2 separate regions of the Homo sapiens genome follow, and region 1 is linked to region 2. The links are chromatin contacts, found by Hi-C or POLR2A ChIA-PET in ENCODE. All regions are on one chromosome and are shown on one strand. Each heading gives the region's core, a stretch centred on a gene start or an enhancer-like site at or near the end of the contact. The rest is flanking DNA. Distances are from core to core; before and after follow the strand shown.

Region 1 (3,823 bases), core at 826-3,325, 36 kb after region 2:
TGTCAATGGTGTGTCCTTTATGGCTATCTCATCATCTTTCTATTACTAGGGAAACTTCATTTCAATGGCTTGCAGCTTCTTTCAACTCCAACCTGTTATAAAATAGATTCAACCCTGTTTTTCCCCATGAGCTAAAACAAACCAAAAATCTCTGAGCGTAGATATTCAGTATCTTTATAATTGACTACAACATTTTTTTTTCTTACCTGGTCTTCCAAAACTCTTTAGACAATATCAACTTTTTTCTAGTCTAGTGGCAGTCCACCCAGAACAACTATAACTGCACCTAAGAGCTTGTTAGAAATGCACATTCTCAGGCCCCACCCTACGCCAACTCAGCCAGCTCTGTGATTCATAAGCCTGCCCCATGATCCTCCGGCACACTGAAGTTCCAGAACTACTGCTCTAGGCATAATGCTTTATTTATTTTCTTACAAACATATCACATCCTTTTACGTCATACCTTAATTCTAGAAATTTCCTATATCTGGAATGCCCTTCTTCTTAGTCATTTTTAAAATGTCTTTCTTTCATTTAGGAATCTTTCTAAAAGTAGCCACTTCTTAAGACTCTCCAATATCCTCAGGCAGGATTAACAGCTATGTTTTCTTCCTTCCAAAGTACTTTATTTATTTATACCTTTCTATACTATCATCTGACTTATAGTTAAAAATGACGTGTTTCTCTTGAGAACTCCAAATTGATTTTCCTTAGTAAATGATAGCAGAGAAGGAGCTGTACCTTCCTCAGCAATAATAAGTACTCAATAAAAGAACTCAGGCCAGGTGCGATGGCTCATGCCTGTAATCCCAGCACTTGGGGAGGCTAAGGAGGGTGGATCACCTGAGGTCAGGAGTTTGAGACCAGCCTGGCCAACATGACAAAACCTCGTCTCTACTAAAAATACAAAAATTAACTGGGTGTGGTGGCTGATGCCTGTAATCCCAGCTACTTGAGAGGCTGAGGCAGGAGAAACACGTGAACCCGGGAGGCAGAGGTTGCAGTGAGCTCAGTTTGTGCCATTGCACTCCAGCCTGGGCAACAAGAGTGAAACTCCATCTCAGAAAAAACAAACAAAAAAAATACATTGTTACTCTTATAACAAATAAAAGGGCATTTCCTAATCCAATCCCTTTTATATAAAATTTTGGATTTAAAAGTTCTTTTCATAGAGTATTTTAATGGAAAGAAATGAAAAACATCATATGAAAAAGATTGTTAACAATATGTACAAGCAACTGACTCATAAAAAAGTCAAATAGAATCAGTTGTAAAATTTCTGAACTAAGATTCACGGCACATTAAATCTAAACTGCAAAGAATTAAAACAACGTTTCAATGATTCTTAAAATAACCACATCATAAAATAGATTTGAGTTGGTAAACATAACACTTATCTCTTCCAGTTTTAATCGACTTAGGTTTTATTTTCTTAAAATTGAAGAAAATTGAGTTTTGTCTTATAAAACTTAAAATCTTTTTTACAAGCATTTATTAAATAAAAATAACCATTAATGATTCACACATGGGGCTGTTTCTACTATGATTTGTAGAGCACAGCTTTCCAGATTATTATTAAACATTCTAGAAAAAAGGATTGGATAATTTGTTATTGAATCATTCTGTGGTTCAATTTTCCAACTACCTGGCTACATGGGCTCAAAATGAAAAACTTTAAAAATGATGGTGTCATCACGAATCATGATATTATGAAAAAAATCTTATCTCCTTCAAAGGCAAACATAGCAATGTCATATTTCACGTCATATGTATAAAGCAATTGTGTTACTCACAAAACACCTTCAAAACTCATCGTTACTCATTTAAAGATCACAGGGTCCTTTTACTTATCAGAAAGGAGCATTTTCCTGCTGGTGTGAAAGCCACACAGCTAGTAAGTTCATTTGTTCACTTGTTTATCCATTGCCTTCGAAATGACTAGGGGATGCTTATTATGAAGGCAGCATTATTGTAGGTACAGAACATTTGCCTTTCCCCGCAGAAATTAGGCCCTGGTGAGGAAATAATACAGGTCACACAGTGATGAGTGAGTACTCTCACAGAGGGATGCAATTTCCTAAGCATAGGAAGTGCTAACAGAAGAGGCATGTGACTCAGAGGTATACAATTGAAGGATTGAAGAAATTTTCTCAGAACTGGAAGTTCCAGTTGTGTAGGTGAAGGGAGGGGAATGAGGAAGAAGAGGTTCCCAGCGGAAACAGTAGCATGTGTGGACTTGAGCTGTGTGGTCCAGAAGATAAGTATCCTTGGAGCAAACAGCGGCAAAGGGAAAACTGAGATGGAAAGATGGAGAGATTTAGGCCTGAAATATGAACTTACAGCAATCAGCATAAGAATGGTAATTGGAATTATGGGGAGATTAAATTACCTAGCCAAAGTGTGTTGAGTGGGGAGAGAAACTGTTCAGCCACGGAACCTGAAAATCACTGTCCCTGGAGGAGCTGAGAGAGCACAGTTAGCAGGTGGGAAGTGCGGGGAGGGACAGGAGTGGCAGGCAGAACACCCACCGGGAGGACACTCTAAAGGAAGGGATCGTCACTGTCTAAGGCTGTGGATGCAGACCATGCTGATAGAGAGAAGGATAGACATCCTCCACAGGCGAGTGTGCAGGTGTAAAAGGAAAGAAGCTAATGAACTTCCCGACAGAAAGTGTCTACTTTTCAGCAAAGCAGGGGTACAACTTTCTGCGGGACATGAAGGCCCATGCATGGAGTGAGAGGATGGACACAGCCACATTCAGGAGTGGCAGCATGAGTTCACCACCACACCCAGAAGCAGGACACTCATTTCTGGGTAGAAATCTTTAACTTTCAGTGAATCCAACACATGCAGTTGTATTATCTGATCTATCTCCAGCAGGAGACAGAGGAGCAGAGCTCGTGCACAGTTGGCTTGATTTTGAATGAGACTGACAATGCAGCTGAAACAGGATGGTGGCCAGGGCACAGTGAGGCAGGTAGAAAGCCTGTGGGAGCAAAATATAAGGAGGTGCTCACCTTCAGTGTCATGCAAGTGACTCAGATAAATGTCGTGAAGATGAAGGAGGAAGACAGAGGGAAAGACAAATGACCAAAAGGAAAGGGGTGTTAGGCGATGGCCTGGGCTCTAACCCTGCCTAGGGGAGGCTGATGTGCATTAAAGGTGAAAATGTTTGAGATGAAGAGACTGAGTCTGTTGCCCTTGCACAACCTGAAGTCACTTGAGTCGACGGCAGGAACCAGGAAGAGGAAGGCTGTGAGCTTGGTCCCGACATCCTCAGTGGATAAGAACAAGCTCTAGGAAGTCTGTCCAGGGAAAGGTGGAGGCTTCTACTGGACAACCTGACCTCAAGTGACCAGAAACTGAGTATGATGGGGGAGAGGTGGGTGCAGCAGTGGAGAGGAAGCTCTCAGGAGCTCTGGGGAGCTGGCCAGTGCTTCTCCTAACCGAGAGACACGTGGTTTTGGGGGATTGAGCTCCTTTGAGTGATGTGGTGCCCCCAAGGGAGAGTAAAATCACTTAAATAAGCATTAAATAAAAATTAAAGGAGGCCATTCTTGTGGGCTAAGCTCCTGCACTAGCCCCAACAGACCAGACTAAAAACTAAAATGGAGTCATTAATTCTGAGGTTCTTCTTCACCAAACCAAAACTGAGTTATCTGGTCTTCGGAGAAATCAGGAGAGAGAGATCAAATCCAAATTTCCCAAACAGGCCAGTTTCAATGGCATGCTAATGAAGTTCCCCATTGCCTTTAGTCCTTACAAAAAAAGAGTAACCTAATGTTAACAAATCAATTATTTCTCTATTCTTCTGTTTTCCTGT
Region 2 (3,748 bases), core at 158-2,657:
CACCTTCCTCCCTTACACTGGGCCCCACCCTTATTTAAGTATTTCCTGTCACTTGAAGATGTTGGCTCCCCTTCGCCTCTGGGCCTTTCCACATGCTATTACCCCTACCTGGAACACACTATTGTGACAGCTACAGATTGGCACTTGGGTCACAGACCTCAATACAGATGTGTTTTAGGTTATTTTAGCTGTAACGCCAAGAAATACCAAGAAACACACGTTTAGGCTTAACCCAAATAAATATGAATACTTTCTTTTTCTTTCTTTCTTTTTTTTTTTTTAATGAGACAGAGTCTCGCTCTGTCGCCCAGGCTGGAGTGCAGTGGTCTGATCTCAGTTCACTGCAAGCTCCGCCTCCCGGGTTGACGCCATTCTCCTGCCTCAGCCTCCTGAGTAGCTGGGACTACAGGCGCCCGCCACCACGCCCGGCTATTTTTTTGTATTTTTAGTAGAGACGGGGTTTCGCTGTGTTAGCCAGGGTGGTCTCGATCTCCTGACCTCGTGATCCGCCCACCTCGGCCTCCCAAAGTGCTGGGATTACAGGCTTGAGCCACCGAGCCAGCCAATATGCTTATTTTCTTGACAGCTTCCTCACCCCTTAAGGAGGCATTCACTGGAGTCAGAAGGCGTGGCCGAAAGAAGAAACTCTGCGCTTCCCTTCCTGCCCCCATCAGGCGTAGCTGTCATTCCTATTGGTCCCCACCAAGGTGTGCCCAGCTGGCTTACATGTCTCATTCAGCCTCATTCATTAATCATACGCATCCAAAATTCAAACCAACACTTACAGTATTACACCAAACACTTGTTTTTTTAGTTCCATAAATTTGTGCTATTGCAGCCAATCATCCCACAACCATATAAAAGGAGTCTTAGCACGTGGTTAATAAGAGTTAAGGAAGCCAGGTTCCAGAAGGAATTTCTCAGGATTCCCTCTGATTCAGCATTCTTCATTCCTCCATTCTTGACCTGGCTATGCCTTACACACCCCTGGGCTCTTAGTTTTAAAGCTCTTTTCTGCTCCCCACTGTGGTCGTGTTAGGTTCCCCTACCAAGAGTTGCAAAATCCCTTGTTTCCCAGTAATGTTCTCTGCTAATACTCTGTTTCTTGACTGTGCTCTGAGCTTCCGAAAGGCAAAGAGTGTATTTGTCAAGGTCCCCATTGTATCTACAGAGCCTGGCATGTGGTGACTGCACAATAAATATTGCTGAACAAATAAATAAAATAAATCGTGGCAAGAATAGAGATTGCATTAAAAGTTTATCTCCCCTTTTCCCCTTTATCCCCAGGAGACCCCATCCTCCAGAATTCAAAGAAGAAAGTTGAACCCTTCTCACATTAAGCCTATCTGAAAAGCTGCTTTTAGAAACTCCAGTGCACACTCACACACCATTATATGTTATTTCAGGCTGGTGTAATAATAAAACTGTCAATCCTATGAATAAGAACTGTTTCTTTACTTGGATTCTTGCTCATGTTCGTGTATATTTATGTATTACTAGAAAAGCAGCATTCTTAAGATTCTTAGATTGTTTTGATAAGATATGACTCTACTTTTCCCAGCCTTTCTTATTATAAGAATCTTTAACAAGCTCTTTAAACAGTTCACACATGCTACCTTACATTTTTATGTGATGTAACGTATAGTGAAAATTTTTTAAAAAGATTTTCTTAATATAATGTTTAAATAATAAAATTATTTCTTGTCTAATGATATTTGTGCAAGTAGACTAGTTTTTTTATGCATAGAAGACACACCATTTCTTTAGTTTCGTTGAGGAATAATTATCAATCATTATTATTTATAAGACAAGGCTGTTCTTTTTTAAAAAAAATCTTTAATTTAAAATACCTCTGTATTTAAGAGTGTTAACTACAAGAGCCTTTTCTATTGTCGTTCTTAGAAAAAAAAAGGTTCTGATGTTTGCTAGTCTAATAATTTATTTAATGCCTAAATTCATGTGACCTGAAAAAAAAAGTTTAAAACATTAAGTGAAGATGTGTGGTTCTATGGAGGGCAAAAGTCTTGTGTATAAGACCACAGGTAGCAGCCAGCTCCCTCAGTGGCCATCTCTATCAGCCTTGAGACCACCTCTCCTTACTGATCTTAGCTAGAAAACAGGCAAAAGGTAGCAGCTTCTAGTGACCATTCCAGGCTGCTTACAAACAGGGTGATTCTGGGGGAAAGCAGAACTGGGTGCTTTCCATCTCCATTGAAAAATGAAAAAAACAGAAAAAAATGGACAAAATGAAGAAAGAATATAGAGAATTTCAAACAACTGGCTTAGTCTTGGGCCTTCTTTCCCTGCCCACCCCACACCACCATCTTTTGCATGCCCTTCTCACCCTGCCCTGTTGTCAACCTTGAGCTGTCTTGGAAGCAAAGTCCAAGGGGACAATGGAGCATGCAGGCAAGTTCCATATCACCCCATTTGCCTAGAGCATTTGGTTGCCCCATGAACACAGAATTCCAGTGGACCCACAATGTGTGGGAGTTCAGTGAGGCTCATGGCGAGTACAAGGGAAATGTGTCATGTTTATGACTAAGTGGTCATGCTTCCTGTTCAAACAAGAAAGAAGGCAACAGCATTCTAAGAAACACAAACAACCAAGGGATCTTAAAGTATCCTTTCTCACTCCTGTCACTTCCTTGTAATAACCAACCAATTACATGGAAAACGATGACATTGAAGGAAAGGGAAAAATAGGGAAACCTACAGATCTTTTTTCTTTCTGTTTTTAGAAAGCACATCAACAAGCCAAATGTAGAAAGCATCGGTAAAATGTGCAAATATAAAGAAATAAAAAAGAGTTGAGTTAGTGTTGTGTGGCGTTCACACTGTTCTGGTGAGAATGAAATACATATGCGCATACAAGGTACAGAACGTGAATTTATGAATTGTGTAATTTTGGTGATTCGGCAGAAGAGTTACATGTTCTTATATTTGCCTCTAAAACTTGCACTGAACAATGGTACAATTCATGCTCATAATTAAAACTTTTAATTTTTCTTTACTTTAGAACTACATTAAATAGCAAATAAATAACAACATGGCAAGTCAAGAGAGATCATGGAAAAAAGGAAAAGGCTTCATATTTAGTATCTTTAATGGCATATTTTCTGTTTTTGTTTTTGTTTTTTCTTTTTTTGAGCAAGAGTCCTGCATTTTCATTTTGCCTTGAGTCCTGCAATCATGTAGCTGGCCCTGCTTCCAAGAAAAGAGGAAGGAAGAGCCAGTGCTTCACTATGGTAGGCCCTGAAGTGGGATCCAGCTCTCTGGCTTTGCTATGGCTTCAGCCTTCCTGATGTGACTTCCCTTTCCTGTCTCCTTCCCTTGTGACTGTGACTTCTCAGCAGCTCCTGAGCTCTCTGCCTCTTGGCTCGAAGGGACCATACTTACACTGATGCTAGAGCACACCCTTTATTCCTGGGTCCAGTTGTTGACGTAGCAACTTCAAATGGACACAGAGATCTCTGGACATTTTCTGTTTATGTATTTATTTATTCACTAAGCATATATTAAGAACTTGTAATATGCCTAGCACTGTCCTATGCCAACTGCTATGAATTGAATTATGTCCCTTCAAAACTCACATATTGAAGCCCTAACCCCAGGACAATGGTATTTGGAGATGGGGCCTTTGGTAAGTTATCAGGTTTAAGTGACATCATGAGGGCAGGGTCCTCGGTAAAATTAGTACTGTTGTAGGTACTGGGGGTAGAACACTACATTATCATTCCAAAAGAGG

Evidence for each region. Hi-C counts contacts between places; a loop is a spot of excess contacts on that map. ChIA-PET counts read pairs that join two places held with the same protein, here RNA polymerase II (POLR2A). Pooled maps may share reads with other maps.
Region 1: a map of PC-9 shows a loop between it and region 2 (6-fold over the local background). The contact joins two enhancer-like sites. A Hi-C loop is called at or near these places in 7 of 168 maps with a recorded cell type or tissue (Caco-2, Calu3, MCF 10A and 4 more) and 3 of 50 pooled maps. POLR2A ChIA-PET finds 5 or more read pairs at or near these places in 2 of 52 experiments (HEK293T and MCF 10A).

What each region holds. Positions count from the first base shown.
Region 1 is chr7:41,222,501-41,226,323 of GRCh38, forward strand. No RefSeq gene overlaps it. Among named protein-coding and RNA genes, the nearest start is that of LINC01449, 120 kb to the left of the region's middle. Within about 2 kb of position 2,076, at least 4 of the 41 ENCODE cell types and tissues checked have a DNase peak (open chromatin) inside an H3K27ac peak, as active enhancers do; they include PC-3, PC-9, endothelial cell of umbilical vein and 1 more, where a contact is called at or near this core.
Region 2 is chr7:41,187,529-41,191,276 of GRCh38, forward strand. No RefSeq gene overlaps it. Among named protein-coding and RNA genes, the nearest start is that of LINC01449, 88 kb to the left of the region's middle. Within about 2 kb of position 1,408, at least 6 of the 41 ENCODE cell types and tissues checked have a DNase peak (open chromatin) inside an H3K27ac peak, as active enhancers do; they include PC-3, PC-9, endothelial cell of umbilical vein and 1 more, where a contact is called at or near this core.